Regions from separate parts of the Homo sapiens genome. Here region 1 is linked to region 2. A link is an interaction called in ENCODE POLR2A ChIA-PET data of the cell type or tissue named here. Cell type or tissue: OCI-LY7. All regions are shown on one strand. Links, peaks and the distances in the headings refer to the core of each region. The heading gives the core; the rest is flanking DNA. Region 1 overlaps EPS15 (epidermal growth factor receptor pathway substrate 15). Region 2 overlaps EPS15 (epidermal growth factor receptor pathway substrate 15).

Region 1 (16,434 bases), core at 7,333-11,332, 120 kb after region 2:
ATACTATTTTTTATATTTGTCCATATGTTGATATTTACCTTTATCAGAGAAAACTTTATATTTTCATTTGGTGTCTAACATCCTTTCATTTCAACTTGAATGACTCCCTTTAGCATTTCTTTTTTTTCCTTTTTTTTTTTGAGGCAGAGTTTTGCTCTTGTTGCCCAGGCTGGAGTGCAGTGACGCAGTCTCGGCTCACTGCAACGTCTGCCTCCTGGGTTCAGGCGATTCTCCTGCTTCAGCCTCGCTAGTTGCTGGGATTACAGGCATCTACCACCATGCCCGACTAATTTTTTTTTTTTTTTTTCCTGGAAGCAGAGTCTCACTCCAGGCTGGAATGCAGTGGCAAGATCTTGGCTCACTGCATCCTCCCCCTGTCGCTTCAAGTTGTTCTCCTGCCTCAGCCTTCCAAGTAGCTGGGACTACAGGCACGCACCACCATGCCCCACTAATTTTTGTATCTTTAGCAGAGATGGAGTCTCACCGTGTTTGCCAGGCTGGTCTTGAACTCCTGACCTCAAGTGATCCGTCCACCTTGGCCTCCCAAAGTGCTGGGATTACAGGCATGAGCCACCACGCCCAGCCATGCCTCACTAATTTTTGTATTTTTAGTAGAGATGGGGTTTCACCATGTTGGCCAGGCTGGTCTCAAACTCCTGACCTTACGTGATCCACCCACCTTGGCCTCCGAAAGTGCTGGGATTACAGGCATGAGCCACTGCTCCCAGCCCCTTTAGCATTTCTTATAGAGTAGGTCTAGTGGTAATGAACCATTCAGTTTTTGTTTATCTGGGAATATCTTAATTTCTCTCTTGTTTGTGAAGGACAGTTTACCAGATACAGAATTCTCAGTTGACAGTGTTTTTTTCGAACCCTTCAATATATTCCCCTACTCCCTTCAAGGTTTCTGCTGAGAAATTCACTGATAATTTTATTGAGGATCCTGGCCAGGCACTGTGGCTCATACCTGTAATCCCAACACTGTGGGAGGCCGAGGTGGGAGGATCACTTGAGGTCAGGAGTTCGAGACTAGCCTGGCCAACATGATGAAACTCCATCTCTACTAAAAATACAAAAATTATCCGGGCGTGGTGGCTTGCGCCTGTAGTCCTAGCTACTCCAGAGGCTGAGGCGGGAGAATCACTTGAACCCGGGAGGCAGAGGTTGCAGTAAGCCAAGATGGCAGCATTGCACTCCAGACTGGGTGACAGAACGAGACTCCATCCAAAAAGAAAAAAACAATTATTGAGGATCCCTTCTGCATGATGAGTCAGTTTTCTCTCACTACTTTCACAGTGCTATCTTTGTTTCTGTCTTTCAGCAGTTTGATTATAATGTAACTCAGCATAGGACTCTTTTGAGTTTATCCTACGTGGAGTTTGTTGACCTTTTTATATATCCATGTCTTCCCTCAAAGTTGGGGAGTTTTGGCCATTATTTCTTCAAATAAGCTCTCTGCCTCTTTCTTTCCGGTATAAAGATTAGTGTGGGGGTGTCTCCATTGTTCTTTTTTTTCCCCTCAAACTTAGAGCTGGAAGAAACCTTAGACATCCTGTGGGCCAGAATTTCATATTACCTTCCACAAAACTAACTTCCAGAGAGGTCTTCAGGAAGTTGGCAAATTTTAGTTACGTATTTTTAAAGTGTCTTTGAACTTTTAAGAACTACATCTCGTTAATTATATGTATTCGTATATATTATTATCCAAATTTTAACAAATTAGAGTGCATTGGTGCTTTAAAGTGCTGTCAACTACTCTGAGAATGCAAAATTCTTGTTTTAAAATGTGTATCTTACAACTCCTTCCTTGGATGAATTAGATTTTTTTAGATGGAGAAACCAAAATCAAGTACAGCCATACCTTGGAGACATTATGGTTTGGTTTTGTTTTAGGAACCCAGGCTGGTCTTGAATTCCTGGGCTCAAGCAGTCCTCCCACCTCAGTCTCCTAAAGTGCTAGGATTACAGGTGTGAGCCGCTGCACCTGGCCCAGCATGGGTTCTTTTCCATACCACCACAATAAAGCAAATATTGCAATAAAAGAAGTCACATATAAAAGTTCTGTTTTCACTATACTCTGGTCTATTAAGTGTGCAGTAACATGTCTAAAAAATGCACGTGTCTTAATTAGAAAATGCTTCATTGCTTTAAAAAAAAAAAATGCTAATGATCGGGCACAGTGGCTCACACCTGTAATCCCAGCACTTTGGGAGGCCGGGGTGGGTGAATCACCTGAGGTCAGGAGTTCAAGACCAGCCTGCGCAACATGGTGAAACCACGTCTCTACTAAAAATACAAAAAATTAGCCAGGCGTGGTGGCGGGTGCCTGTAATCCCAGCTACTTGGGAGGCTGAGGCAGGAGAATTGCTTGAACCCAGGAGGCTGAGGTTGCAGTGAGCTGAGATAGTGCCATTACACTCCAGCCTGGGCAACAAGAGTGAAACTCCATCTCAAAAAAAAAAAAAAAAAGCTAATGATTATTTGAGCCTTCAACAAATTGTAATCTTCTTGGTGGTGGAGAATCTTGCCTCGATATTGGTGGCTGCCGACTGATCAAGGTGTTAGCTGCTGAAGGTTGGGGTGCCTGTGGCGATTTCTTAAAATAACACTGAAGTTTGTCACATCAATTGACTCTTCCTTTCCTGTACGATTTCTTTTAGCATGTGACACTGTTCGATAGCCTTTTACCCACACAAGATAGTCTTTGAAAATTGGTATCCGTCCTTTTAGATCCTGCCACTGCTTCACGAACTAAATTTATGTAATATTCTAAATCCATTGTTCTCATTTTAACAATGTTCACAGCATCTTCACCAGGAGTACATTCTATCTCAAGAAATCACTTTCTTATCTGTAGAGGCAACTCCTCTTTGGTTCCAGTTTTATCATGAGATTTCAGCAATTCAGTCACATCATCAGGCTCTACTTCTAATTGAAGTTCCCTTACTAATTTGTACCACGTCTGCAGTTACTTCCTCCACTGAAGTCTTGAATCCATCAGTAATACATGACGGTTGGATGTAACTTCTTTCAAAGTCCTCTTACTATTGCTATTTTCACCTCCTTCCATGAGTCACACTGTTTTTGTTTTGTTTTGTTTGAGACGGAGTTTCACTCTTGTTGCCCAGGCTGGAGTGCAATGGAGCTGTCTCGGCTCATTGCAACTTCCGCCTCTTGGGTTCAAATGATTTTCCTGCCTCAGCCTTCCAAGTAGCTGAGATTACGCCCGCCACCACGCTCAGCTAATTTTTTGTATTTTTAGTAGAGACAGGGTTTCACTGTGTTGGCCAGGCTGGTCTCGAACTGCTGACCTCAGGCGATCCACCCCGCCTCAGCCTCCCAAAGTGCTGGGATTACAAGCGTGAGCCACTACACCCGGCCTGAGTCACATTGTTCTTAATAGCATCTAGAATGGTGAATCCTTCCCAGGAGGTTTTCAGTGTACTTTGCCCAAATCCATCAGAGGAATGGCTGTCTATGGCAGCTATAGCCTTATAAAGTGTATTTCTTAAATAATAAAACTAGAAAGTCAAAATTACTCCTTGATTTGCAAGAATTACTGCCTGGCTGCAAGAATGGATGTTGTGTTAGCAGGCATGAAAACAACATTCATCTCCTTATACATCTTCATCAGAGCTCTGGGTGACTTAGGTGCATTGTCAGTGAGCAGATTTTTGGGTTTTTTTGTTTGTTTGTTTGTTTTGAGACAGTCTCCCTCTGTTGCCCAGGCTGGAGCACAGTGGTGCAATCTCAGCTCACCACAACCTCTGCCTCCCAGGTTCAAGCAATTCTCCTGCCTCAGCCTCCCAAGTAGCTGGGACTACAGGCACATGCCACCACACACGGCTGATTTTTGTATTTTTAGTAGAGACAGGATTTCACCATGTTGGCCAGGCTGGTCTCGAACTCCTGACCTCAAGTGATCTGCCCGCCTTGGCCTCCAAAAGTACTGGGATTACAGACGTGAGCCACAGTGCCCAGCCTAGCAGGAGTATTTTGAAAGAAATCTCTTATCTGAGCAGTGGATCCCAACAATGGGCTTAAAATATTCAGTAAAACATGCCATAAACAGCTGTGCTGTCATCCAGGCTTTGTTATTTTATTTCTACTGTCAATTTATCTTAATTCATAGGGGCCTTAGGATTTTCAGAATGGTCAATGAGCATTGGCTTCAACTTAAAAGTTGCCACAGCTGCATTAGCCCCATAGGAGACTCAACCTGTCCTTTGATGCTTCAAAGCCAGACATTGACTTCTCTTTAGCTATGACAGTTGTAGATGGCATTTTCTTCCAGTAGAAGACTGCTTTGTCTACATTGAAAATCTGTTGTTTAGTGTAGCCACCTTTATAGATCAATTATCTAAGCTAGACTTCTGGATAACTTGCTGCAACTTCTGTATCAGTACTTGCTAAGTTTGTTTTTCTTCTTTTTAAAATCCTTTTGTTTGTGAAATGAAGAATGGACTGTTTTTTTCAGTTCCTATGGTTAAGTTGGCAAACCTGTTCTTGCCCTATTTATGTATTTATGTTGGTTTGTTTGTTTTGTTTTGTTTTTAGTTACAACGTAAGTCTTTTCCTACATTGTCTTCTTAAATGTAATTCCACTTGACATGAAAACTTTTAATTATGAGAATATGGAGAAGGAGAATTAGTTATTATTATATAGGTCATTCAGGTCAGTGGTTCCTAAATATCTTTTAAACTTTATATGGGGAAAAAGAGATATGTATATAGGTTTTTAATGTATTTATTTAATTAGTTTACTTGTTCATAAAATCCCAACTTCTGGAAACTACTGAGATTCTGAGAGGTGATGTTACATACCCAAGTCACAAACACAAGACATTTACCCACCTTACTGGTACCCTTCTACCCTTATTATTTTCTTCCACTAGGTAGAATTCCACCAGGCAAAAAGATTGATCCTACGGAACAGGGGAATTGTTAAGCTTTCAAAATAAATAAAAACATGCCAGTAAATTTTTGTTCTTAAATGTTATATATAACTCTACTCCAACCTCTAAAATATACTTGTTATCATAGGGATAGAAGCATATTAAATATAGTCGGGCGCGGTGGCTCACGCCTGTAATCCCAGCAGTTTGGGAGGCCGAGGCAGGTGGATCACAAGGTCAGGAGATTGAGACCATCCTAGCTAACACAGTGAAACCCTGTCTCTACTAAAAATACAAAAAATTAGCCGGGCGTGGTGGCGGGCACCTGTAGTCCCAGCTACTTGGGAGGCTGAGGCAGGAGAATGGCGTGAACCGAGGAGGCAGAGCTTGCAGTGAGCCAAGATCGCACCACTGCACTCCAGCCTGGGCGACAGAGCAAGACTCCATCTCAAAAAAAAAAAAAAAAAAAAAAAGAAGTATATTAAATATTTTATGGCTGGGCGAGGTGGCTTACACCTGTAATTCCAGCACTTTGGGAGGCCGAGGCAGACAGGAGTTTGAGACCAGCCTGGCCAACATGGCTACTAAAAATTCAAAAATTAGCTGGGCATGGTGGCATGCACCTGTAATTCCAGCTACTTGGGAGGCTGAGGCAGGAGAATCTCTTGAACCTGAGAGATGTTGCTCGCCTGAGCAACAGAGCGAGACTCCATCTCAAAAAAGGTATGTTAAATATTTTGCCTCACATTGAGATCTTGTTAGCATTTGCTTCTGGTGAATAGACACATTGCAGACTGTGAAAGAAAACTAAGGAAAGCAAATTTAGAATTCTTACTGGGTTTTTTTGTTTGTTTGTTTTGTTTTGGAGACAGAGTTTTGCTCTTGTTGCCTGAGCTGGAGTGCAATGGCGCAATCTCAGCTCACTGCAACCTCCGCCTCCCAGGTTCAAGCGATTCTCCTGCCTCACCCTCCCGAGTAGCTGAGATTACAGGCATCCGCCACCACGCCCGGCTAATTTTTGTATTTTTAGTAAAGACGTTGGCCAGGCTGGTCTCGAAGCCCTGACCTCAGGTGATCCACCCGCCTTAGCCTCCCAAAGTGCTGGGATTACAGGCATGAGCAACCGTACCCGGCAGGATACTTACTTTCTACATGTACTTTATAAAAATTATTTTTCCATTTTATTGTGAGATTAGTTTAAGTGCCAGAAATTTTTTTGTGTGGAATATTTTACTAACTCCTGACAGAAAATGCAGAACTTCCCAACTGTTAATTAAATCTTTATAACATCCTGAGGATATAGAAGGGAGCTCATGATCTCCCTAGAGCATCTTTGACTCCAGCAGGAGTAAAATACCCAGTAGGTTTTCCTTTTTACAGGCAATGACTCAGGCTAAACGTATATGTGTTCATGTATTTACTTAGCCTCTGCTTTCTTTCATATTTCTTCTCTTAATTTTCATCATTTCCAGAAACCACAAGCTGTGACTGTCCTTCAAGTTCACTTAATTTTTTTTGGAGACGGAGTCTTGCTCTGTTCACCCAGGCTGGAGTGCAGTGGTGCAATCTCGGCTCACTGCGACCTCCATCTCCTGGGTTCAAGTGATTCTCCTGCCTCAGCCTCCCAAGTAGCTGAGATTACAGGCGTGCACCACCACGCCTGGCTAATTTTTGTATTTTTAGTAGAGACAGGGTTTCACCATGTTGGCCAGGCTGGTCTCGAACTCCTGACCTCAAGCCATTTAATTGTGTCTTTGAAGGTAAATAATATGTGGAACTGGATCCCAAATCCTGAGAATGCCAGAACTACAGGTCCAAAACATGATGCACTATTCTCAGCAGAGTTCAGAAGGGTCAGAACTCAAGGTGTTATGAGGCAGAGAACACATGAAATTCGTGCATTCCATTTAGCAGCCCCCATGAGACCAGAAATACACCCCAGGAGTCTTTGAAGATGGGGATAATTCAACTCCTGGTTTTATAAATAGAAGAATGAGGAGTACCAAAAATGTTATGTTGAATTCTCTTCATTTTTCTCATACAATCTGAAGCCTGAGCTATCTTATCCTCAACTCATAGCAGCTGATGCTGCAGTTTAGGTTTGAGATCAGTCCCTCTATCCATTCAAGAGTGACCCGAGGCATAGAGCTCTAATCAGGACAGCTTTTTAACAAGAACCTTCTAGTGACATACTGGTTTAGTTTATAAGATTTTAATTTACAAATTTAAAAAGCTGCATCTTTAACTTTTTCTCCTTTTTCTTTTCTTTCTTCACATCACTCTTTTCCTTATCTATATCTTACTCTTTGTCATCTTTTCTATCCTTTTTGCTCCCTTCTGTTTCCTGCCCTTCTTTCTTCTCTACATCCTGATTGGCAATCTTGTTGTTGATGAAGTTGTGTAGGGCAACTATGGAATGTGTCAGGGAGGCAGAGTACCCCACTGCCATTTGGTCGTTGATCTTCAGGTACAAGGCCTTGACAGACTGCTGCAGGCTGATGTCTGGCAGCAGATTGAAGACTTCCTGCAGCTAATGATCTGGTGGTTGATTGGCAGCTTGCCTGTGGCTGTTTTTTCCAGGTAGCTCCTGATATCCAGAAGCTTGGAGTTCAGCCTCCTCAAACCATGGACCTCTTTGTGATCAGCTGGTAAAGACTGTCCACTGTAGCATCTTTGATGTCTTGTAACAAGTGTTCAGCTCCAGCTGCCTCAGCTTCCTCTGCTCCAGTTTCATTAGCCACATGCTCAAATGTTTTTGAGGTTGGAGCACCATCATCATGGACTTCTCTCACTGAAATATATGCTTCTGTGGGCAGCCCCAGATCCTTTAGTTTCAGTCAGTAATACCAATACTGAGTTAGGTTAGTGTCTTTTCTTGAGTTCATTGATGGCAATGTTACTCTTGTGTAGTTTAGGGCCTGTGTGGTACCACCCAACTATTCTTTGGCATTAATTTTCTTAAACATTCCATACATGTTTTCCAAATAATCATGGTCTAAAAACCAGACAGAATGATTTTTGTCATCTTCATCAAAAGGGACTCCAGAACTGTTGGATACATCAAGTACTTTTGTCTGCCATGACCCCAAAAGCACACCAACAATGCACTGCTGGTTTCCAACCTTGCTGATTCGGTTGAAATGATCCACCACACTGAGCAGCACCGGAAGGTGGACCACTGCCTTCTGCACTGCCAGCTCTGACATCTTGACACACACCGCCCACTAGGCCTAGCTCCCTGCAACCCACAAACTCCAGCAGTAGCAGCAACTCCTGTGAAGACTACTTAATTTTTTAATGAAAAAAATGTGTGTGCATGGGCAGGTATGAATTTATGTATAGTCATGCATTGCTTAATGATGGGAAAATGTGAGAAATGTGTGGTTAGGGGAACATCAGAAAGTGTACTGACACAACCTGGATGGTGTAGCTTACTACACAACCTAGGCTATTCGTCATATAGCCTATTGCTCCTAGGCTTCAAACTTGTACAGCCTTGAATACTATACTGAATACTGTAGGCAGTTGTAACGCAATGGTAAGTATTTATGTATCTAAACATAGAGTAAAAATTCAGTATAGAAAATAGAAATGGTACATCTGTATAGGACACTTAACCATGAACGGAGCTTGCGGGGCTGGAAGTTGCTCTGGGTGAGTCAGTGAGTCAAGTAATAGTGAATGTGAAGGCCCAAGACATCACTGTACATTGTTGTAAACTTTATAAACACTGTACACTTGCACTACACTAAATTTATAAAAAACATTTTTCTTCAATAATAAATTAACCTTATCTTACTGTAACTTTTTAACTTTCTAAAACTTTAAAAAATTTTTGAACTTTTTGACTCTTGTAATAAACCTTTAGTTTAAAACACTATACAGCTGTACAAAAATATTTTCTTTCTGTATATCTAAACTTTGCCTACTTTTAAATTTTTTTTTTCTTTTTTTTTTTAACTTTTAAACTTTTTTCTTAAATGTAAGATGCAAAAGAGAAAAAAGGAAAAAAAATTAATACACAAACAAACATGAGCCTAGGCCTGCACGGGGTCAGGACCATCAATATCACTGTCTTCCACCTCCACATCTTGTCCCCCTGGAAGGTCTTTGGGGGCAGTCAAACACATGAAGCTGTCATCTCTTACGATAACAATGCCTTCTTCTGGTATATCTCCTGAAGGACCTGCCTGAGGCTCTTTTTCAATTAACTTATTTGTTGTATATGTAGAAGGTGAACACTAAAATAACGATTGGCCAGGCACAGTGGCTCACACCTGTAATCCCAGCACTTTGAGAGGCCACGGTGGGTGGATTGAGGTTGGGAGTTCGAGACCAGCCTGGCCAACATGGTGAAACTCAATCTCTACTAAAAAATACAAAAAAAATTAGCTGGGTGTGGTGGCATACACCTGTAATGCAAGCTACTCGGAGGCTGAGGCACAAGAATCGCTTTAACCCGGGAGGTGGAAGTTGCAGTGAGATGAGATCGCACGACCGCACTCCAGCCTGGGCAACAGAGCAAGATTCCATCTCAAAAAAACCAAAATAGGGTGGGCATGGTGGCTTATGCCTGTAATCCCAGCACTTTGGAAGGCTGAGGTGGGTGGATCACCTGAGGTCAGGAGTTCGAGACCAGCCTGGCCAACAGCGAAACCCTATCTCTACTAAAAGTGCAAAAATTAGCCAGGCATGGTGGTACGTGCCTATAATCTTAGCTACTCAGGAGGCTGAGGCAGGAGAATTGCTTGAACCCAAGAGGCGGAGGTTTCGGTGAGCTGAGGTTATGCCACTGCACTCCAGCCTGGGCTACAGAGTGAGACTCTGTCTTTAAAAAAAAAAAAACAGCCTAACAAACAAAATAATAATAAAATAACGATTAAAAACTATAGTATAGTAAATATGTAAACCAGTAACATAGTTGTTTATTATTATTATCAAATACGGGTTGAGCATCCAAGGTCTGAAAAATCTAAAATTTGAAAATCTAAACCTTTTTGAGCACTGATATGATGCTCCAAGGAAATGCTTATTGGAGCATTTTTGGTTTCAGGATTTTTGGATTTGGAGTACTCAACTTATAAGCATATACAGTGCAAATATTCCAAAATCTGCAAAAATCTGAAATCCAAAACACTCCTTCTCCCAAGCATTTCAGATAAGGGATACTCAGCCTGCATTGTGTACTCCACATAATCGTGTGTGCTATACTTTGATACGACTGGCAACACAGTAGGTTTGTTTACACCAACATCACCACAAACACATGAGTAATGCATTGGACTATGGATATTATGATGGCTATGAAGTCATTAGGTGATAGGAATTTTTTAGCCCAATTATAATCTTACTGGGCCACCATCATATATGTAGCCTGTTGTTGACCAAACATTGTTATGTGGCATATGTCAAGATTTCTGGTAGATAGCTGTTTTTCAGGGAATTATTTGTGAGCCTTAAAATTGGTTTCCCTTATTCCTTGTTATTCATCTGGTTATGCTAAGAAATGTTATATTTGTTTGGACGATTCTTAATAGACAGTTTCTGTCCCTTTTTTCTTTGCATATTTTCAACAAATATGAGCATCTCCTAGTTTCCAGACCTTGTGCTAGGCCTTGAGGATACAGCTGTGAACAAAACAAAGTTCCTGTCTTCATAGAGTTTGTATAAGAAAGATAGGCAATGAACAAATATATGTCAAATACTGATGAGTACTGTGATTAAATCAGGGTAAGGGATAAAAAGTGATATACCTAAAATGTAGCTTTTTCATGTACACCTTCACAAAAAACCGTATCAGCATAGCATGATCTCAAATATGTAAGAAAAAAATACCAGGAATAAAGGCTGTTAAAGAAGTATGCTGAAATATTCATAAGGGTTATTTCTGATAGTGAGATTTAGGGATGATTTTTAAATTATACTTTTATATATTTTTCCAAAGCATTCATTACCTTTATTCTTTGGGGAAAGGCGGTACTAATGAGGTCATAAGTGCAGCTAAAGCCCAGTTCTGCTGGCTCATAGCCCCTGTGTACACCAAGAGGAAGAAAGTCACCTGCATGGTTTCTCTAAAAGTGTTTCTGGAACTCCCCCCAGCAGGTATCTTACGCGTGATCTGAACAAGTTGAACTCATTGAGTCCTGCTTTCTGAACGGGCCTCTGCCTCAAATCAACCATGATCAGTATCTGAGAAAGTTATTTGTCATTCATCTAAGATTTGTCTTTCTGCAGTGTTTAGACTAGTGCTAAATAGGTCATTTATGAGGAAAGTGTAGAAAAACTCTTTAGTAAGGTACTATATATTCTTCATATAGAAGTGTCCTTTTTAAAATTAATTTTGTTCACAATATATGCTTCACAATATTCCAGTCAAATCTGACCTAACTGAGGCTATTGCACACATGTTGTGACTTGTAAAGGCTGTGGGACAGGACAGAGAAAAGGCATGAAGCAAATTTTCAGTCCCACAAGTGAAATGAGCCCAACTCTTTTTCCCTTGTCAGCAGTCAGGGAGAGCATCTTCACCCCACTCAGGCTGTGCCTTAGCTACCTCAGCATCAGAAATAACAGGAGCCGGGCACGTGGCCTATAATCCCAGCACTTTGGGAGGCTTAGGCCGGCAGATTGCTTGAGGTCAGAGGTTTGAGACCAGCCTGGCCAACATAGTGAAACCCCGTCTCTACTAAAAATACAAAGAAAGAATTAGCCAGGTGTGGTGGCACACACCTGTATTCCCAGCTACGTGGGAGGCTGAGGCACGAGAATCACTTGAATCTGGGAGGCAGAGGTTGCAGTGAGCCGAGATCGTGCCACTGCACTCCAGCCTGGGTGACACAGGCGAGACTCCATCTCCAAAAAAAAAAAAAAAGAAACAAAAAAGAAAAATAACAGGAAAAGGACAGAAAGAAGGGAAACCCTGAAACTACCTATGATGAGGCTGGGCCCTAGGCTGAGGATTCAGCAGATATGTATCAATGAAAAGGCCATCTTTTATAGCTAGAATTATAGGATTTCCTATAACCCTGAACTTCCAACATCCTCTTCAGGATCAGAGTTGCTGGTATATCCCTAAAGGCCTGATTTCTCTATGCTTCCACCCACTCCTTTTTCCCACTTGGGCTACCCTTTGCCTACAGCTGTCTTGGTGACGAAATGTTTGGTGACAAAGCAAACAAAAATAGTGTATCTTCTTTGCTCCTCTTTTTATGTCCAAGATATACTCATTTTTAGAGATACGGGCACACTTTACACATTCAAATGGGCGGATAGGCACACTTTTGTTCTAAGAATAGTTTGAGGATAACTTTTCTTTTTTTATTTTATTTTATTTTTTTTGAGACGGAGTCTTGCTCTGTCGCCCAGGCTGGAGTGCAGTGGCGCAATCTCAGCTTACTGCAGCCTCCACCTTCCAGGTTCAAGTGATTCTCCTGCCTCAGCCTCCTGAGTAGCTGAGATTACAGGCGTGTGCCACCATGCCCGTCTAATTTTTGTATTTTTAGTAGAGACGGGGTTTCACCGTGTTGGCCAGGCTGGTCTCAAACTCCTGACCTCAGGTGATCTGCCCGCCTCGGCCTCCCAAAGTGCCGGGATTACAGGCGTGAGCCACTGTGCCCGGCCTGAGGAGAACTTTTCTGTGCCTCTTTGTCTTGCCTTCTCTTTTGCAGTTCTTTCCTTGCCTTCCTTTCCAACTGTTTGCTTTGTTTCTTTCCATCTTCCTGTATCAGGCAGCAATTCCTATAAACATTCTTTGACGTTATTGGTAGCCCTTACACCTGAATGGGTGAAGCCTATCTCAGAGTAGATCATTCATTCCAGCTGAAAATGTTAGTCTGCTTGGTAAGTGCAATGTGATGGAAGAAACAACTTCTCAGGCCTGTGAAACATTGATTAAATATACTTTGTTTGTTTGTTTGTTGGAGACAGACACGCTCTGTCGCCCAGGCTGGAGTGCAGTGTCATGATCTCAGCTCACTGCAACCTCCGCCTCCTGGGTTCAAGCGATTCTCCTGCCTCAGCTTCCCAAGCAGCTGATATTACAGGCACGCACCACCACGCCCAGCTAATTTTTTGTATTTTTAGTAGAGAGAGGGTTTCGCTGTGTTGGCCAGGCTGGTCTCGAAATCCTGGCCTCAAGTGATCTGCCCACCTATGTTTCCCAAAGTGCTGGGATTACAGGCGTGAGCCACTGCACCTGGCCTGTTAAATATACTTTTGTAGTTACTGTTCCTTCTGCCTGGTAGCCTGGTTTCTCTTCCCCGTGTTTATCTATTTGGTAAACTCCATTTCTTACTCAAAAGATTTTATTTAAAAGCTGAATGTAATGGCTTCTTTGCTCCGTTTCCAGATTCACCCAGGCAGTTAGTGACTCCCACTACAGGTTTTTCATACCTCTTTCATAACCCATATAAGACTGTTTTATTATTATTTGTTTACATATCTTTTACTAGACTGAACTTTTTCAAGGGTAGAAATTTGTATCATTTTATTTTCTCAGACTTGGTATATGGTCAACAAATGTTTGTTGACTGTCCATTCTTTGGATAGGACTTATTGCCTGTTTTCAAGGACCTTACCATCTAATAAAGGTGATCAATTACAGGTAACCATGGTACAAACTAGAATGCCATTAGTGCCGCAGAGAAGGAAAAAATTACTTCTTGCTGTGGGAAGTAGTGACACCTAAGTTACTCCAGGGTTTGTTGATGAGGTAGCATTTGAAATATGTCTTGAAGGATGAGTGTGAAATGTGGCATTAATGGTATTATATTAGCTTTTTGTACTTCTTGATGTCTTTATTAGCAGTGATTTAAGTTCATAGGAGCTATATTATTTGAAATGTGTTCCAAAGCCTTACCTATAAATCATCTAGTTGTTCCTTTACCTGTACTTTACCTATAAATCATTACTTTATTTGCTATTACTTTACCTATAAATCATTCATCAGTTGATTTATACAAAGGAATACATCTTGTGGGGTTATCAGTATACAGTCTGTCTTTGTGGGTGTCAGTCATAAATTCAGGAATTAATATTTGAGATTGTATGTTTTCAACTGTCTGAATGTGATTAACCAAAAGAAAACATGAAATTTGATGCCTTGGCTGGGTTTGGTGGCTCATGCCTATAATTCCAGCACTCTGGGAGGCTGAGGCAGGAGGATCACTTGAACCCAGGAGTTTGGGATCAGCCTGGACAACATGGCAAAACCCCATATCTACAAAAAACACAAAAATTAGTCAGGCATGGTGGTGCATACCCGTAGTCCCAGCTACTCAGGAGGCTGAGGTGGGAGGATCACTTGAGCCTGGGAGATTGAGGCTGCAGTGAGCCATGATCGTACCACTGCTCTTGAGGCTGGGTGGACAGAGTGAGACTCTGTCTCAAAAAAAAAAAATGTCTTACTGTCCTGTTTCATTTATTTTCTTTATTCATTTTAGCCACAGACCCCTTTGCTTCTGTTTTTGGGAATGAATCATTTGGAGGTGGATTTGCTGACTTCAGCACATTGTCAAAGGTAATCTACAGTAATTAATGGGAAGGGAAAACATACTGTGTTTCCACCAAAAGAACAATCCTCCTTTCAATTATATAGTCCTCTCACAAAGTTGCAACTTGATTTCAGTAAATCACAGCAAATGTTGATTTCAGATAGAAATGAAAGATAACATATAGTTAAAGTAGACATATTTCTTTATATAACTAGACTGTATTGATGGTAGAGGTAATTATAATTTTCTGTTGGCATGTTTGCTTAACAACTTCATATTTAGTCTTCTGTCTTTTTAAACATGTTTCTCCCAATTGAACCACATTTTCCCCCTGTTGACTGTCTGGGTCAATAGGTGTAAAATCTGGGTTTTTATTTCGTCCTCTCTGTATTGGTTACTTGATTTTATGTTCTGAGGTTGTTAGGGCCAGTATTAAGGTAATTAATACACAAAGTCCAGTACTAAATGTCCACTATTTACTTTCCACTGTGGCTGTGATATTGATTCGGGCTAAGAGAAAAGGAGGATTAGATTGTTGGTTCCTTGGTTCTCAACTGAGGGTTATTTTGCCACCAGAGGAACATTTGGCAATGTCTAGAGACCTTTTTGGTTTTCACAATTGAATAGGAGATGCTACTTACATCTAGTGGATAGAGATGAGGGATGCTATTTAATACAGTCCACTCTCTAGCCCCCCACAATATGCAATTACGTCCAGCCTGAAATGTCAATGTTGAGCATTACCTAAATAAATGTAAAATTGTGAAGTCTGATTCATTATAGAAAAGTTAATCTTTTGTTACATATTTGAAAGGGTCTTCAGACACACATTAAGATTTATCATTCCAGCCAGGCGCGGTGGCTCATGCCTGTTATCCCAGCACTTTGAGAGGCCAAGGCAGGTGGATTGTCTGAGCTCAGGAGTTCAAGACCAGCCTGGGCAATGTGGTGAAACCTCGTCTTGACCAAAAAACACAAAAAATTGGTCAGGCATGCCGGCACGCACCTGTAATCCCAGCTGCTCAGGAGGCTGAGGCGGGAGGATCACATGAGCCCAAGAGGCAGAGGTTGCAGTGAGCCTAGATTGCGCCACTGTACTCCAACCTTAGAGTGAGACCTTGTCTCAAAAAAAAAAATTATCCTTTTATGGGATCAGTTTGCTTCAAAAAATTGACTTTCAGGCTGGGTGCAGTAACTCAAGCCTGTAATCCCAGCATCTTGGGAGGCTGAGATGGGAGGATTGCTTGAGCCCAGGAGTTCGAGACCAGCCTGGGCAACATAACGAAACTCCATCTCTACAAAATAAAAATTAAAAAAATAACTAGGCGTGGTGGTACACACCTGTAGTCCTAGCTATTCGAGAGGCTGAGGCAGGAGGATCCCTAGAGCCCAGGGGTTCAAGGCTGCAGTGAGCTATGATTGTGCCACTGCTCTCCAGCTTGGGAGACTCCTGCCTTTTAAATTAAAAAAAAAAAAAATTGACTTTCAAGTTGTCCTTATAGTTTGTCAAGATGCCATTTTCCTTGCATTAGTATTAAATCTTATATTTAAGTTCATTAGGACGTATGGAATCCATTTTTTTTCCTTTGATTACCATTTAGATCAGATATTCGTTTGCGGAAAGGCATACAGTCCCTTTAAAATGGGCCTCAGGTGGTTTTTGCATTGAATATTTCCTGAAGCTTGACAAACCTTTAATCTAGATTGAGCTGTTTTTGGTTTGATCTGTTAATCTTAATAAGTAATGATGTTAGAATCACTCCTCATATAGAATAACTTTTTTTTCAGAAATTTCTCCCATTGGACCCTGAATGCAAAGGTTAAAATTTCAGTGTTCTCAGAATTAAAATAAATAAAACTGTATAATACTGAAATCATTATTCTGAATGCTACATGACTACCACAATTTGCTTGGTATAGCCATGTATAACCATTTCTTTTTAAACAAAGGTCAACAATGAAGATCCTTTTCGTTCAGCCACATCGAGCTCTGTCAGCAACGTAGTGATTACAAAAAATGTATTTGAGGAAACATCGGTCAAAAGTGA
Region 2 (16,434 bases), core at 7,161-11,160:
CTCTTAAGAAGGGATGAAATTCTGATATATGCTACAAGAAGGAAAAATCTTAAAGACGTTATGCTAAATGAAATAAGCCAAATGCAGAAAGACAAATATTGTACGATTACATGTATATGTGGTAACTAGCATAGTCAAATTCATAGAGACAGAAAGTAGAATAATTGGTAACAAGGGGTTGAAGGGGAGTTAAGTGTTTAACATGTACAGATTTCCAGTTTGGGATGATGAAAAAGTTGTGGAAATGGATAGTGGAAATAGTTGCACAATAATGTGAATATACTTAGTGCCACTGAATTCTGTACTTGAAAATGTACAATTTTATGTTATGTGTATTTTACCATAATAAAAAAGTAGAACAAAAATGAGAAAAGGACTTGAATAGAGATTTCTCTAAAGAAGATATGCAAATTGCCAGTAAGTTCACAAGAAAATTTTCAACATCATTAGTCATTAGGGAAATGCAAATTATAATCACAATGAGAAGCCATTTCATACCCATTAGGGTGGCTTTTATCAAAGAAAAAGAAGGAATTTGGAGATACTGGAACCCTTGTGCATGGCTCATGGGAATGTAAAATGAGCTGATGGAAAACAGCATGGCAGTTCCTGAAAAAAATTCAAAATAAATGGTTCAGCAATTCCACTCCCAGCTGTCTACTCAGAAGAATTGAAAGCAAGGATCCAAACACATACTTGTACAGTAATGTTTATAGCAGCATTATTCACAAGAATTAAAAGGTAGAAATAACCCAAGTGTCCGTGAAGAGCTAAATGAATTAAAAAAAAATGTGGTGCATGCATAAAAGAAAAGGATTAAAATTATCATACATGCTACAACATGAAGAAACCTTGAAGACTTGAAATGAAATAAGCCAAACACAAAGGGACAAATATTATGTTTGTTTTTATATGTGTCTTAGTCTGTTTTTGCTGCTATAACAAAATACCAAAAACTGGGCAATTTAGAAAGAACAGAAATTTATTTCTTCCAGTTCTGGAGGCCAGGAAGTCTAGGATCAAGGTGCTAGCAGATTCAGTGTCTGATGTGGACTGCTTTGTCCTTCCAAGATAATGCTTCTTGCTGCATCCTCATATGGTAGAAGGGCGTAAAAGGGATGAATGCTGTGCCTCACATGGCAGAAGAGAAGGAAGGGCAAAAAAAGGCAAGTGCTGGGAGGACTCTTTGATACGTACCTAAATTGCATTCACAAGGGAGGAGCCCTTATGACTTTATCACCCCTTAATGGCCCCACCTCTTAATACTATTGCATTGGAGATTAAGTTTCAACATGAATATTTTGGGGACACAAACATTCAAACTGTGGCAATAAGGTATTCAAAACAGGCAAATTCATAAAGACAGAAATAGAAATGTATTTACCAGGTGACTGGGGGAGAGAGGAGTGAGAAGCTTTTGTATAATGAGTACAAAGATGAAAAAAATCTGGAAATAAATACAGATGCTTCTCAACTTACAATAGGGTTGCATCCTGATAAACCCATAGTAAGTGGAAAATATCATATGTCAGAAATGCATTCAACATGCCTAACTTACCAAACATCATAGCTTAGTCTAGCCTACCCTAAATGTGCTTAGAACACTTACATTAGCCTACAATTGGGCAAAATCATCTAATACAAAGCATGTTTTATAATAAAATTTTGAACATCTCATATAATTTATTGAATACTGAAAGTGAAAAACAATGGTTGTATGGGTACTCGAAGTATGGTTTCTACTGAATGCTTACTGCTTTTGTACTGTTGTAAAGTTAAAAAATTGTTAAGTTGAACCATTGTAAATTGGGGACCAACTGGTGATGGTTATACAACATTGATACCACTGAGCACCGTACCTAAGATCATATCATCAATGAAAATTTATGAACCATTTGAAATATATGGGTATGTGGGTGTTTCTTTAGGTCTCTTTGTTCCATTGTACCTTTTATGAGTTGGATAAGTGAATTTATCAATGGTCAGGCAGAATTTTTTGAGGATAAAAGCATAAAATCCAAATATAGAGAAGTGACATTGTTATCTTATCGACTAGTTGGAAAAGGGGGGTTTAAGTTTTTTTTCCTAATTATGAATCTGTATGTCATTATTTGAATCTATCACCTTTATACTTCACAATACACACTAGTTTTTTTTTTTTTTTTGAGACGGGGTCTTGCTCTGTCGCCAGGCTGGAGTGCAGTGGCACAATCTCGCCTCACTGCAACCTCTGCCTCCTGCGTTCAAGCGATTCTCCTGTCTCAGCCTCCCAAGTAGCTGGGACTACAGGCGCGCACCACCATGCCCAGCGAATTTTTGTATTTTTAGTAGAGATGGTGTTTCACCATGTTGGCCAGGACGGTCTCCATCTGTTGACCTCGTGATCCGCCCGCCTTGACCTCCCAAAGTGCTGGAATTACAGGCATGAGCCACGGTACCTCACACTAAAATTTTAAGTGGCTGATTTAAGTGATATTTTTCGCTGCTGCCAGAGGACTGTTGCAAAGATATGTGTGATTTAACGAATATTTATATGTCATGATACTTCTAAGATGCGTGAATTGGGTGTGGGCCTATTCAAGCTGCCTTGCTTGGCTGATTAATGAGTATTTCTCACCCTTTGTTGTATGCTTATAAATAAAATGTGCATCATAGTCACCATATCCATGTATCATTTCGAGGGCATTAGGTCATATTGAGCTTTTTCTTTGCATTTGTCATGATTAACTTTTTTGTGACTTTGGACAAGTTATCTTTTTCCTTGTAAGTTTATCTCATCTGAGAAGGGGATTTTCCCCTCAATTTTAGTATAACCCTGTTTTATTTTTCTGCTTCTTAAAATGGATGAGAATGACAAAAGAAATTTGCTAGCTGACTGGTTAGAGGAGTTAGTTGTGATGGCAGTCATCATTGCTCTGTATGTATGTACTTGGTAGTACATAGAAATATTCATCAAATGATTACTTCAGTTGAGTTGCATTTGTAGAACTACATGAAGTTGAATTTTAACTTAAATTTGAACTCCTAAGTGTCTTCTAAAAAATATTCTATATGTAACATTGAATAGCTTTTTTCTGTATGCAGAATGCAGAAGATTTCTTGTTATTCAGTTACTCATTTCATTCTTTCATTTTTGTTCACTTATAAAATATTTATTATCTTCTATGTGTCAAGCACCATTCAGGGTACAGGGCACTGAAAAAAATTCTAGAACTCAGAATCGAAGTGTCCACTGTCATATGTCACATAGTAGACATTAGATAGTAGTAATTGTTAAACTCTTGGAGAACATTGTAGAATTTTAAAAGCTAAATGAGAAGTTGATATGTTATCCAGTGACTGTTACTCAAGTTCTGACTATAATGGAGTGAATTTTAAAAATTAACAGTTTAAAAAAATAGAAAAAAGGAAATGTAACAGAAAACTGCAGTATTTTAAAATATTTCTTTATACTGAAGAGATCAGTGTTAGAAGTGAGGCCTAAATTATATGAAGCAGCAAGTCTGTCTGATTCTGGGCATAATTGCCGAAAGCAATTCAGAAGAATCTTCAGATTTTGAATGTGAAGAAAGCTTTGACTTAATGTTTGTTTATGATACTAGGGGAAAATGATGAATAAATGTATGCAATTGTAGGTGAATAAAAAGTATGCTTTTAAATTATCTATTCATTTTGGTAATGCTTTTGTTAAATGGAAGGTGGCACTTACAACTAAAGGTTTCTTAGAATTGGGGGAATATGGTATACTTCTCTGAGTGTTATCAAGTTCAAATGTTACAATTCATATGAAAGAGCTTAGTACGATAATGGGGAAAATAATAGTAACATTGATTATAAAGGCAACAAACTTAATGATTAAGAGTGAAAGTCCTGGAATCAGACTTCTTGGATTTTAATCCTGTTACCAACACTTAACTAGGTGTGTAACTTTGAGTCAGTTACTCAGTTAATGTCTTATTTTCCTCATTTGTTAAATGGGTATAATAGTATGTGCCTCAGGTTAAATGGGCTTAATGTGTAAGTGCCTAGACTAGTACTTGGAGTATAGGAAATGCTTAATGAGATTCAATGTATGTTATTTGTTATGAAGCTGTGAAACACTGTGTATATGATTTTAAAATGTGCTATTTAAATTCATACTTTACAGTTTAACTTGCCATTTTAAAAAGCAACATTTGATTACTGATTGAAAAAATTTTTTGGTCTCATTTGTGCAGAGCTTATATTTTTCTCCTTGCCTAAGCTGTTCTTCATTTGTTTGTATAAATATTGGCATGTTTATTTACCTTGGACTAGTCCATGTCACCTTTCACTAATCAAAGCTGTTATTTCTGGGTTATTAATCATCCCACCCAATTGGGTGGCAGCAGTAAACCCTGAGGGCTTGCCATCTCTCCCACTTTATAAGTTATTACTGTCATTATTGTTTAAATAATTAAGGAGAGGTTTTTTTTTTGCCAAATTCTTTGCTGTTTGGAAATAAGGAATGGAACAAGTAATAAATATGCTGAAAATATATGTTTTCTTAGTTCACTTTAAGAAATTGATTTATTTAGGAAATGGTGTTTGTTTTAAATTACACTTGATTTTTTTGAAAAATTTGTATGGGCATATTTCTTAAAATGTTAGGTCTATAGTATAAAAAGAATTAAAACACCAAAGATTTCTATTGATTTATATTCTTTGGTTATTCTTTTATATTTCTTGACTGGTATTCTGTATGGTTCCCAAAACCAGTCAAGAACTGTAAAACTCTTACTCTACATACTTGCCAGCAAAAAAAAAAATAAAAATAAAAATAAATAAAACTCACTTTGTCAGTTTTATCCATTCTCATATCAGAACCTTTTTGTTTGCATGTGACAGGAAACATCAATTCTAACAGTCTTAAGCAGAAAACATTAGTTTATATAAATGGTAGGTCCATTAGTAGACCTGGCTTCTGGTGTGTCAGGGTCACAGTGATGTCACTACTTAGTTTTTCTTTTTTTGTACCTTGGCTCCATTCTAAGGCAAATTATTCTGTTGTAGAACTAAGATGATTATAAAGCTTCAGGCTTGCATACTTTATAATTACAAGTCCAGTGGACCCCTTTCTAATAGGTCCCACTAAGGTTACATTTCTGCCCTGACATAGTTGCTGTGGAGAATGAGTTTAAAAGTAGGTTTGCCAGAAAGAATTGAGGTTACTGATTGTTATGAGTTGAATTGTGTCCCTTCAAAATTTGCCAGTACTGGAGAATGTGACCTTACTTGGATATAACATTGATGCAGATATAATTAGCTAAGGTTATATGAAGTAGAGTGGGGCACAGATCCAGTATGACTGGCATCCTTATAAAAAGGGAAATTTGAACGCAGACATACAGGGAGAATGGCATGGGAAGATTGGAGGTAGGCTGCCACAAGCCAAAGAACTACCAAGAGTAGGAGAGAGGCCTGGAACAGATCCTTCCCTAATGCCTTCTGGCTTCCAGATTGTGAGACAGTAAGTTTCTGTTCTGAGCCATCTAGTTTATGGTACTTTGTTATGGCCCTTGTGAACTGATACAGTGATCATGAATTTATAATAGTGGTCTACCTTGTTGAGTGACTTTCTCAGCTGCAGCATCAAAGAAAAGTTTTTAGATGGTTTCATTCAGGTTTGGGATTTTGCTATATTGGTGTCATAAGACAAGAGGAGCAAGGGAATTTAGGTTATTGGCAGGAGAATTATTGAAATGATGAATTGTAGAATCTAAACTGAATAAGGTGGAAGAGAAAGTAAAATAGAGAGGGCCTGAGGGATCAAAGTCTATTGGGCCCATGGATAAGAGGTTTTATAGAGGTCAAAGGATTATAATCTGGAAGAAGAGGTTGTGGTTGGAGGACAAGGTGCTTGAAATAGTGATTAAGGAGGTGGAGCACTTTTGGTTGAAGATAGAAGGGCAAGGAAGGATTTTACTATGGGACAAGGAGGGTGACTGGGACATAATATATGTGTTCACTGTTGATCCTGTGTTTTGGAGAGGTTCTTGAAGTTAAAGAGATCAAGGAAGTAAGAAGCCAGGCTGTGGATGGGTTGTGCAAATTGATAATTGAAATTACTAAATTTGATGTAGGGTTGGGGTAGAGAAGATGACAGTGAGCCATCAAAGCCTTAGGTAAATGAGGTAGAGACCAGGAGCTTGAAAGTTAACATGAAAAGGAAGAGGAGAGAGTAATTTAGTTGAAAGTTAAGAGCCTCAGCTGGGCACCGTGGCTCATGCCTGTAATCCCAGCACTTTGGGAGGCCGAGGCTGGTGGATCACCTGAGGTCAGGAGTTCATGACCAGCCTGGCCAACATAGTAAAACCCCGTCTCTACTAAAAAAAATACAAAAATTAGCCAGGCGTGACGCCTGTAATCCCAGCTACTCGGGAGGCTGAGGCAGGAGAATCGCTTGAACCCAGAAGGCGGAGGTTGCAGTGAGCCGAGATCGTGCCATTGCACTCCAGCCTGGGCGACAGAGGGAGACTCTGTCCTCCCATCCACCCCCCAAAAAAAGAAAGTTAAGAGCCTCAAAAGAATAGAGCTTTATTTTTATTTATTTATTTATTTATTTATTTATTTATTTATTTATTTATTTATTTAATTTGAGACTGAGTCTTGCTCTGTCGCCCAGGCTGGAGTGCAGTGGTGCGATCTCGGCTCACTGCAAGCTCCGCCTCCTGAGTTCATGCCATTCTCCTGCCTCAGCCTCCAGAGTAGCTGGGACTACAGGCGCCCACCACCACGCCTGGCTAATTTTTATTTTTTTGGAGGATGGAGTCTCGCTCTGTCATCCAGGCTGGAGTGCAGTGGCGCGATCTTGGCTCACTGCAAGCTCCGCCTCCCGGGTTCACGCCATTCTCCTGCCTCAGCCTCCCGAGTAGCTGGGACTACAGGCGCCCACCACCACGTCTGGCTAATTTTTTGTATTTTTAGTAGAGATGGGGTTTCACCATGTTAGCCAGGATGGTTTCAATCTCCTGACCTCATGATTCGCCCGCCTTGGCCTCCCAAAGTGCTGGGATTACAGGCGTGAGCCACTGTGCCTGGCCTTTTTTTTGTATTTTTAGTAGAGACGGGGTTTCACTGTGTTAGGCAGGATGGTCTCGAACTCCTGATCTTGTGATCCGCCCGCCTTGGCCTCCCAAAGTGCTGGGATTACAGGCGTGAGCCACCGCGCCCGGCTGTTGTTTTTGTTTTTTAAAACAAGAAGTTAAATAGTGTAATGTGGACAAGCTGCTGGTGAGCAAAGAGGAGTTTATTCACATTTCTAAAACCTGAGATAGGCAGGTCGTTAAAACCTGACAGCTGCCATTTGAGGGGCTACAAAGGAGGTGAGAGGATTTTTATAAATTCGTATATTAGTCATTCATGCTTAAAGATCATGCTTCTTCCACTGATCTGTTTTTTTTGTTTGTTTGTTTGTTTTTTTGGCCTACCTAGAATGATGTATATAGGGCTCACTAAGTCTTCTGATGAAAGACCCAAGCTATACTTTGCTTTCATTCTGTCTCTATGTCACCTAGATTTTTGATCAAATTGAGTTGTATTCAATTAAAAACTGGCCCATTACTGGTTTGAGTTGGTGATATGGTCTTTACATCCATCGTTTTTCAGTAGTATTTTCTGTACTATCTCTTTGAAATTCTTTTGTCTATTCTAAAGTCCCTTTCTTCTTTCATTTTTGAAAGAAGTGAATCTCCAGAGCAAATATATTTTTTTATCTGGATTTTGAAAACTTTCTTTAGAATACTGTATTTACAGTATTCCTAGGTCTTTGCCTGCTAAGTCAATTTGTAATGTTTTGTTATGGAACAAACATGAGATGTTAGCGTGTTTGCAGAAGGTAGCATTACAATTTTTACTAGAATTTAAGCCCTTGAAGGCAGGAGCCCTATCTGATTATTTTAACTCCAGACACCTTAACCTATTGTCTTGTACCTAGAAAGCATCCAGTTTATGTCTATTAAATTATTAAATGAGGGCCAGGCACAGCGGCTCATGCCTGTAATCTCAGCACTTTGGGAGGCCGAGGCAGGTGGATCACTTAAATCCAGGAGTTTGAGACCAGCCTAGGCAACATGGTGAAAACCCATCTCTACAAAAAATACAAAAATTAGCTGGGTGTGGTCCCATCTGCTTAGGAGGCTGAGGGAAGAATCACTTGAGCCCCGGAGGTGGAGGCTGCGGTGAGTGGAGATTGTGCCACTGCACTCCAGCCTGGGCAACAGACTGGGCAACACTCTGTCTCAAAAAAAAAAAAAAAAAAAAATTAAATGAGTTGGGAATTACAGAGCTGAGGAATATGTGCACTGTGCATTCTGTAAGGGAACTGCTCAAGTGGCTGCTTGTGTTTCCTTGACTCCCCACCCTCTCCAGTTCTAAAGGTGAGGACTGCCCAGGTGATTTGCCTTTCTCTGCCCCACCACGCCCTCCACCCTAGCTTTAGAGTTGTTCTCCTTTCTCAAATTTCTCTTATTACTAGCTTCTGTAATAAGCAAACAGCTTCCGGTTTCTATTTTCCTTGTCACTTTGGATTGCTGTTAATCACTATTGCTCCTTACTATTTTTCATTCTTCTGTTTACTCTTAGTTTTCATCCTGTTTTCTTTTACATTGTAAAATATACAAGCCTTTTCTAGATATGGATAGCCTATCAAAAGCTTCTAAATGTTCTGTCTTGCAAACTATAAACCTATGTGTATAAAAACATAGACTCTTGGTGTATTCATTTAGTACTTTGGCCTTAGGAGTTGCTATTCTATCTTTAAAGGGTGGTGGTGGTGGTTGAGGTGGGAGTTGAAAGGCTGTGGTGGCTAGTCCCCATTCTGATTTCTCAGCCCTCTTGAAAATGGAGTAATAGAAGGTGGAATTCTAAGTAGTTGAATTTTTATGTGTTAATATGTCAGAAATAATTTTATGGCAAATTACAGAAAATTGTGTGCATTAAGAGACTAAAAAATTTTTTAAAGAGCAAAACTAAAAAGAGTGGTTTATTTGAAGGGATAAAATCTATTCCATTGTCTTCCTTTTACTACCTGGCCCTGATTTGCCATCGCACAGTGTTCTTACTGCCTGATTTGCCACCTTCTCTCTACTTCACATTGGTCTTCAATACTGCCTTTTCATGGGAAGTTGCAAAAAGTAGTACCGAGAGGCTCTATGCACCCTTCATCCAATTTTCCCTAATTGTAACATCTTACATAACTACAGCAATAGCAAAAACAGGAAATTGACATTGGTATAACCCACAGACCTTATTTAAATTTTGCCGGTTTTATAGATACTCATTAGTGTGTTTGCATATATAGTTCTATCCATATGCAGTTTTATTATGTGTGGGTTCATGTAACTGTAAGCGTAATCAAAATAAAGACTTGCTCTGTCACAAAGATCCTTTGTGTTACCCTCTATAATCATACCCACTCCCCTCTCCATTTTATTAATTTATTTACTGACGACTCCCTAGTATCTGACCTTGTGATTAACTGAGAAAAGATTGGCATTATGTTTTAGAGGTTGTCTCTTTATTTTACTTTCACTTCTGTTTTTTTTTTTTTTTTTTTTTGAGATGGAGTCTCGCACTGTTGCCCAGGCGGGAGTGCAATGGCATGATCTCGGCTCACTGCAACCTCTGCCTCCCGGGTTCAAGCGATTCTCCTGCCTCAGCCTCCCGAGTAGCTGGGATTACAGGCACCCGCCACCACGCCCAGCTAATTTTTTGTATTTTTAGTAGAGATGGGGTTTCACCATGATGGTCAGGCTGGTCTTGAACTCCTGACCTCGTGATTTGCCCGCTTTGGCCGCCCAGAGTGCTGGGATTATAGGTGTGAGCCACCATGCCTGGCCTTCCACATTGTACTGTAACCATTTATAATAAGACTAAATCATTTAAAATTTCAGTTTATTTTGTGTGTTAGAGAATCTTGTACTCTCAAAGTCATGTACTCTAATATCTCCTCCCACATAACCCTCCCCTAAAAATGACACCAGAAATTCCATATGAGACAATTCTTGACATTTAATTATTAACCTATAAATTTCCTTAGTAACTGGGATCTTTTTTATTACTACTTGATACACTTTGGTGTTGATTTACTTATGTGTTAACATTTGCTAGATTATGCTGCACTAAGAAACAAGCCAAAATATGAGTAGCTTACAATAAGAAGGGTTTATTTGTTTTTCACGTTATAGGCTTCCTAGGAATCAGCTATGGTTCTGCTCTGTGATTCTTTCTCATTTGAGGATCCGGGCTGGAGGAGCAGTCCCTATTTGTGACATATTGTTCTCTTGGTAGAGAGAAAACAGTAAGACCTGTCAGAAACACACAATAGCTGTTGAAGCTTCTACTTGGAACTGGAACTTTCTCCCAGATTCAGTGGCCAAAACAAGTTATATGGCCAAACCCACCCTTGGAACACCCACGGAGAGACACCACAAGTCACATGGCAACAGGCAGGGATATTAATACTACTCTTAAAGAGAGAGAGGCTATATACTCTGTGTATACAAGAGGGAAACAGACGACTGGGAATTATAATACCACCTAAACACCTTAAGATGCTGTACTAGTCACCTGAGGCCAGGAGTTTGAGACCAGCCTGCAAAACATGGTGAAACCCTGTCTCTACTAAAAATAAAATAGTCTGGCGTGGTGGTGTGCACCTGTAGTCCCAGCTACTTGGGAGGCTAAGGCTGGAGAATTGCTGGAACCCGGGAGGCGGAGATTGCAGTGAGCCGAGATCACGTGATTGCACTCTAACCTGGGTGACGGAGGGAGACGCCATCTCCAAAAAAAAAAAAATACATACATACATACATACATATATATATATATATATATGGTATACTAGGCTATACTTTGTAAAAATTTTTTTCTTAGTAAAGTTTATTATATTTACATTTCTATAGCTATATATGTAATTATAATAACATATTTTTTCCTTAACAAAAATAGCAGTTCCTCCTTTTGTTTTGTTTTTTTTTTTTACATTAGTTAGGATATTGGTTTAAACCAAAATCACAAATTTCAAGTAACAAGTAACAATCCAAGTGGGGTAGGTGGTGTAGAGTGCTGTAGGAGCTTCATGATGGTGTCAGGGACTCAGGCTTTTTTTCTCGTGTTGCTGTATTTTTCCCATGTTTTCCGTCGCAATCCAAGATAGCTTCTCTAGATTCTGTCACTATATCTGTATTCTAGCCAGCTATGAGAAGGGTTAGGAGTCAGAAGGCATTTCCTTTCTCTTTAGATGCACATCCTCGGAGTTGGACACATTTCTTTTATCATTCCATTGATGAATAACTGAAATTGCAAGAGAGGTTGGGAAATGTAGGTTTTAGCTAGGTGTGTGTATGTAAAGCTTAGGGGTACTATTACTAAAGAAAGGAGGAGAGGCTGGGTGTAGTGGCTCATGCCTATAATTCCAGCTACTTGGGAAGATTGTTTAAGCTCAGAGGTTTGAGGCAGCAGTGTGATTGTATCACTGCACTTCAGCCAGGACTGAGTGGGATCCTGTCTCAAAACCAACCAGATCAGGAAACAGGCTTTTCAAGGAGGTAAAATAAGCTACTAAAGATCATACCTAAGAAGTAGTAGAATGGGCTTTGAATACCTTTCTGATACAAAGTCTGAGTTTTTTTTTTTTTTTTTTTTTTTTACAAAACTTTATTGGCTTTCTAGCATCTCTTGTTTACAGGTACTTTACATTTTTCAGACTAGTAAGAAATAGCAATGGACTCTTTCAAAAGAATTCTGACATTTATGAATATTTAACTTTGTGACAGCTGGTAAGAATTTATGATATAGGTAATGAATATATAATTGCTTTTAAATTGTAATAACAGAATTGTAAAAGGTCAGATTTTGATTTTGACAGTTGGAGTTAAAGTTTTCCTTTAGAAATTAATTTGATTGTTAAAAATTCATATGCAGTTTTATATACTGATCACATTTGGGGATTTTTATATTTTTCTCTAGATTGAAAATAGCCTTATTGTTTCATTCTTATTATATAATTAGGATGTGTTTATTCTCAGAGTTTCCAGAGACTGCAGAGTAGTATGAAGAAGAATGTAAAAATCATTTATGATCTTGCTATCCAGAGATAATCATTGTTACCATTTAATAAGCTATGCCTTTCAATTTTTTCCTCTGTTCATTCATTATATGTGATTTTTTTTTCCCTGCCTAAAAAGTGATCATGTTCATAGTCCGACAATAACAACAAAAGCCAATTTTACTGAGACACACCAGAAACACTCTTTGATCATCTTGCTTGATGAGTGACTTGGCACTTTGGATGGCTTTTTCCATTCTCACTTAGCTGTATCACATTAGTGTAGTTATCAGCACAGGGTGTACTTTAGAACACTTTGGTGAGCTAATATCTTCTCCTATGTGTTTAGGTAGTAACCAATGAACCTGTAATGTGAGGATTATTAAGGCACAGGTTGGAGATCAGGATTTCTTACTGTGTATGAGGTTTTTTTTCCCTGTATTCAAAAAATCCAATTAAAATTAACTTTTTATTATTGAGGGAACATATTTAATTTGCTGTCTTTGGCAAAGTATTTATACTGTTGTCATAACTAAGTAGATGACTATATAATTTTTCATTCAAACTGGTACATTTTTGAGAATGAAAGGGGGTACTACAAATATTTAAAATTCTATATATTTTTGGAATATTTACTTTTTTCAACCATTAAAATAGTTTTTATTGCATTAGTAGATCAATAAAATAGCTCCATTTAAAGTCTGTTTTCAAAAACAATTTCTAAAACATTTTGTTGTACATTATAACAAAGTTTTTAACATGGACTTCAGTTGAATATTTAAAAACAAACTATTTTTGGTAATAAATATTTTTATCAGTTTCTCGGTCAAATCTGTCACTAATACTGTGTCACTGATACTTTTCTGAATATGATTTTCCATCTGGTTTTACTAGTTTTAATTTTTTCATAAAATTGCAGTATTTTGCAGAGTTACATTTTATACTTGTGGTTGTTAACTTCTACAGTTGATGCTTCACTATAACCAATAATGTTTTTAGTTGCTAACATACTTTATATGTGCTGCTGTCCCCAGTTAGCTCAGGAAAAATTTTGCTAGATGGAGAATATTCTTAATTCTAATTTTTTTCTTATTGAAAATTATAGGCTGGGCGCAGTGGCTTATGCCTGTAATCCCAGCATTTTCGGAGGCCGAGGCAGATGGATCACCTGAGGTCAGGAGTTCAAGACTAGCCTGGCCAACGTGATGAAGCCCCCGTCTCTACTAAAAATACACACACACACACACAAAAATTAGCCAGGTGTGGTGGCGGGAGGCTGAGGGAGGAGAATCACTTGACCCTGGGAGGCAGAGGTTGCAGTGAGTGGAGATCATGCCACTGTACTCCAGCCTGGGTAACAAGAGCAAAACTCTGTCTCAAAAAAGAAAAAAAAGAAAAGAAAATTATAAATATATCAGTCTCAGTATTTTCACAGGCAGTGTCCTTTTGCCTGTATTAAAGGTAATCTCTGTTTTTACTTTTCATTTTTTATAGAGACAGGATCTCCCTATATTGTCCAATCTAGTCACAAGGTACTGTCTTTGATACAAATAAGTTGTCCCTATTTATGATTATTTTATATGTTCCACCAGATTTAAGTGTTGCAAAATTGTAGGCCTTCTCTAATTTTTTTTTTTTTTTTTTTTTTGAGATGCAGTCTCGCTCTTGTAGCCCAGGCTGGAGTGCAATGGCACAGTCTCAGCTCACTGCAACCTCTGCCTCCTGGCTTAAAGCAATTCTGCTGCCTCAGCCTTCCTAGTAGCTGGGATTACAGGTGCCCGCCACCATGTCCAGCTATTTTTTTTTTTTTGTATTTTTAGTAGAGACGAGGTGTTGCCATATTGGCCAGGCTGGTCTCGAACTCCTGACCTCAGGTGATCCACCCGCCTTGGCCTCCCAAAGTGTTGAGATTACAGGCATGAGCCACTGTGCCTGGCCTGTAATTTTCTTTCACCTACTTAAAAATAGAAAGACTCGACTGCGCATGGTGGCTCACACCTGTAATCCCAGCACTTTGGGAGGCTGAGGTGGGTGGATCACCTGAGGTCAGTAGTTCAAGACCAACCTGGCCAACATGGCGAAACCCCATCTCTACTAAAAATACAAAAATTAGCTGGATGTGGTGGCGGGCACCTGTAATCCCAGCTACTTGGGAGGCTGAGGCATGAGAATCGCTTGAACCTGGGAGGCAGAGGTTGCAGTGGGCCAAGATAGTGCCATTGCACTCCACCCTGGGCGACAAGAGCGAACTCCATCTCAAAAAAAAGACCCTCGATGGAACTTCTAAAATTCATTCCAAAATATAATGATAAAATTTCAAAATGAAATCTCGTGTACTATTTGAACTCTCATTTAATTTGTTCGGTTCTTCCTTGCTTTTGAAGGATATATTTCAGTGTCTTGGCAAACTTTGTTGATAATAATTGGTATTTGCTAAAAGCTTCAAAAGCTGAAGGTTTTCTGGAGCTTTATTCATTAAACTTGTTTTTGTTTGTTTGTTTGTTTTTTTAAGGAGATGATGTCTCACTGTGTTGCCCAGGTTGGTCATGAATTCCTGGGCTCAAGTGATCCTCCCATCCCAGCCTCCCAAATAGCTGGGACTACAGGTGTGCGCCATCATGCCCAGCTCACTAAACTTTACTTTTGATTAAAGGTTTCCAACTGATTTTGAACAGTATGCAACCAATTTCTAGAGGACTTATTTTTAAAAAGACTCACTATTGAGACATTGATTGGATTTATAAAGTAGTTTTTTGAAAGTACTAGCCTCGGAAGTCCGATGACAGGTTGCAAGGAGAATACACATATTGCTCTGTTGCACTATTTTATTGTATTCAGTATCAGTCTTATCCTTAAAAATTTAACAGTGGGAATATGAAAACATTTATAAATGTTGACGTTTGAAGCTGACTCATTAATAGTGATGTCACTAGAGCTCCATGATAAATAGAAACTGCCTCAGTGGTTCTCTGCAAATTGTCTGCCCATCTATTTTCTGGAGAAATGAAAATTTAGAGCTTAGTTTTTATTGGATACAGTGATGTCTTTATAGCTCATTGCTCCTGAAAAGGCTTATGAAATAATAAAATGGTTACCAAACAACAAAATAAATAAACAGTTGTAGACTTGTACAATACAATAAATGACAAAACCATCTAAGAGTTTTCATACTATTGACTTTGCACATACTTCATTTGCACCCAACCTGCAATTTCCCACTGACATAGCCAGCTGGTGGCCTAGTGTGTCTTGTGGTCACTGTACATGCCACTGCACTGCCTGGCATACCAGGTAACCAACAGGAGCACCAGTGTCAAATATTTCTCCTAATATTTTGCAAGACCATACAGAGTTAATTGCCCATGGTTGCTTAAGTCTGAGGATACTTTTCAGTAAGTCTATGCACTCCCCTTGCAAAGAAGTTGTTTTGTTGAATCTGTAAAGAATCAGAACAAGAAAGATGGAATTATCACTAGTTCTCTTCCAGATTTCATCACTTGTTTATGTGGTGAAAGCACTTATAGACTACTAGTTGATAACTTGGCCAGAAACTAGATATACACAGTAGAGATACAAAATCCATTCTGGTTTTAGTGTATTTTGATATAATGATTGATAATAGTTTTTTTAAAATTTAAAATTTAATTTAATTTTTTATTTAAAAAATTTTTTTAAATGGAGACAAGATCTCGCTGTGTTGCCTAGATTGGTCTCAAACTCCTGGTTTCAAGCAGTCCTCCTGCCTCGGCCTCCCAAAGTGCTGAGATTACAGGCGCGAGCGACTACACCTGGCCCAATAATAGTTTCTTTTTAAAAATGGGAAATCGGAGACATATGTTAAGCTGAATGGGATGCTGGGACAATGACGGTAAATCAAGATTTTCCTGGGCATACCAGGGCATATGGGAAGCAACACAGAGCTGGGAGCAGGACACCTAAGTCCTGACTCTGACTTTTTTTTGAGAGACAGGGTCTCACTCTGTTGCCCAGGCTAGAGTGCAGTGGCACAATCACAGGTCACTGTAGCTTTGACCTCCGTGGCTCAACCAATCCTCCTGCCTCAGCCTCCTGAGTAGCTGACACTATAGATGCATGCCACTATGCCCGGCTAATTTTTGCATTTTTGGTGGAGATGGTGTTTCTCTACATTGCCCAGGCTGATCTCAAACTCTTAGATTGAAGCAATCCTCCCCCAATAGCTTCCCAAATCCCCTCCTGGGATTACAGGCATGAACCACCACATCCGTCTGACTCTGCCTTTTTTTTTTTTAGGTGGAGTCTTGCTCTTTTGCTAGGCTGGAGTGCAGTGGCGTGATTTCAGCTCACTGCAACCTCCACCTCCCGGGTTCAAGCAATTCCCCTGCCTC

What was found. ChIA-PET counts read pairs that join two places held together with the same protein. Peaks named below come from ENCODE experiments on the same cell type or tissue, not always from the same donor. Only the 100,000 strongest peaks of a DNase experiment are listed, where the experiment ranks them.
Region 1: POLR2A ChIA-PET joins it to region 2 with 12 read pairs; 2 of 35 experiments call an interaction of 5 or more read pairs at or near these places.

The regions. Positions count from the first base shown.
Region 1 is chr1:51,363,931-51,380,364 of GRCh38, reverse strand. EPS15 (epidermal growth factor receptor pathway substrate 15) reads left to right here. Exons shown (of 25, transcript NM_001981.3): 22 at 14,336-14,412; 23 at 16,337-16,434. It also overlaps the pseudogene PSMD7P2. Among named protein-coding and RNA genes, the nearest start is that of TTC39A, 42 kb to the right of the region's middle. In OCI-LY7, for the core only: no CTCF peak of the experiment used is centred there; no DNase peak of the experiment used is centred there.
Region 2 is chr1:51,483,707-51,500,140 of GRCh38, reverse strand. The region is part of intron 1 of EPS15 (epidermal growth factor receptor pathway substrate 15); the gene reads left to right. Among named protein-coding and RNA genes, the nearest start is that of EPS15-AS1, 26 kb to the left of the region's middle. In OCI-LY7, for the core only: no CTCF peak of the experiment used is centred there; DNase peaks (open chromatin) are centred at 8,440 and 9,538; H3K4me3 peaks cover 2,411 bases; H3K27ac peaks cover 2,410 bases.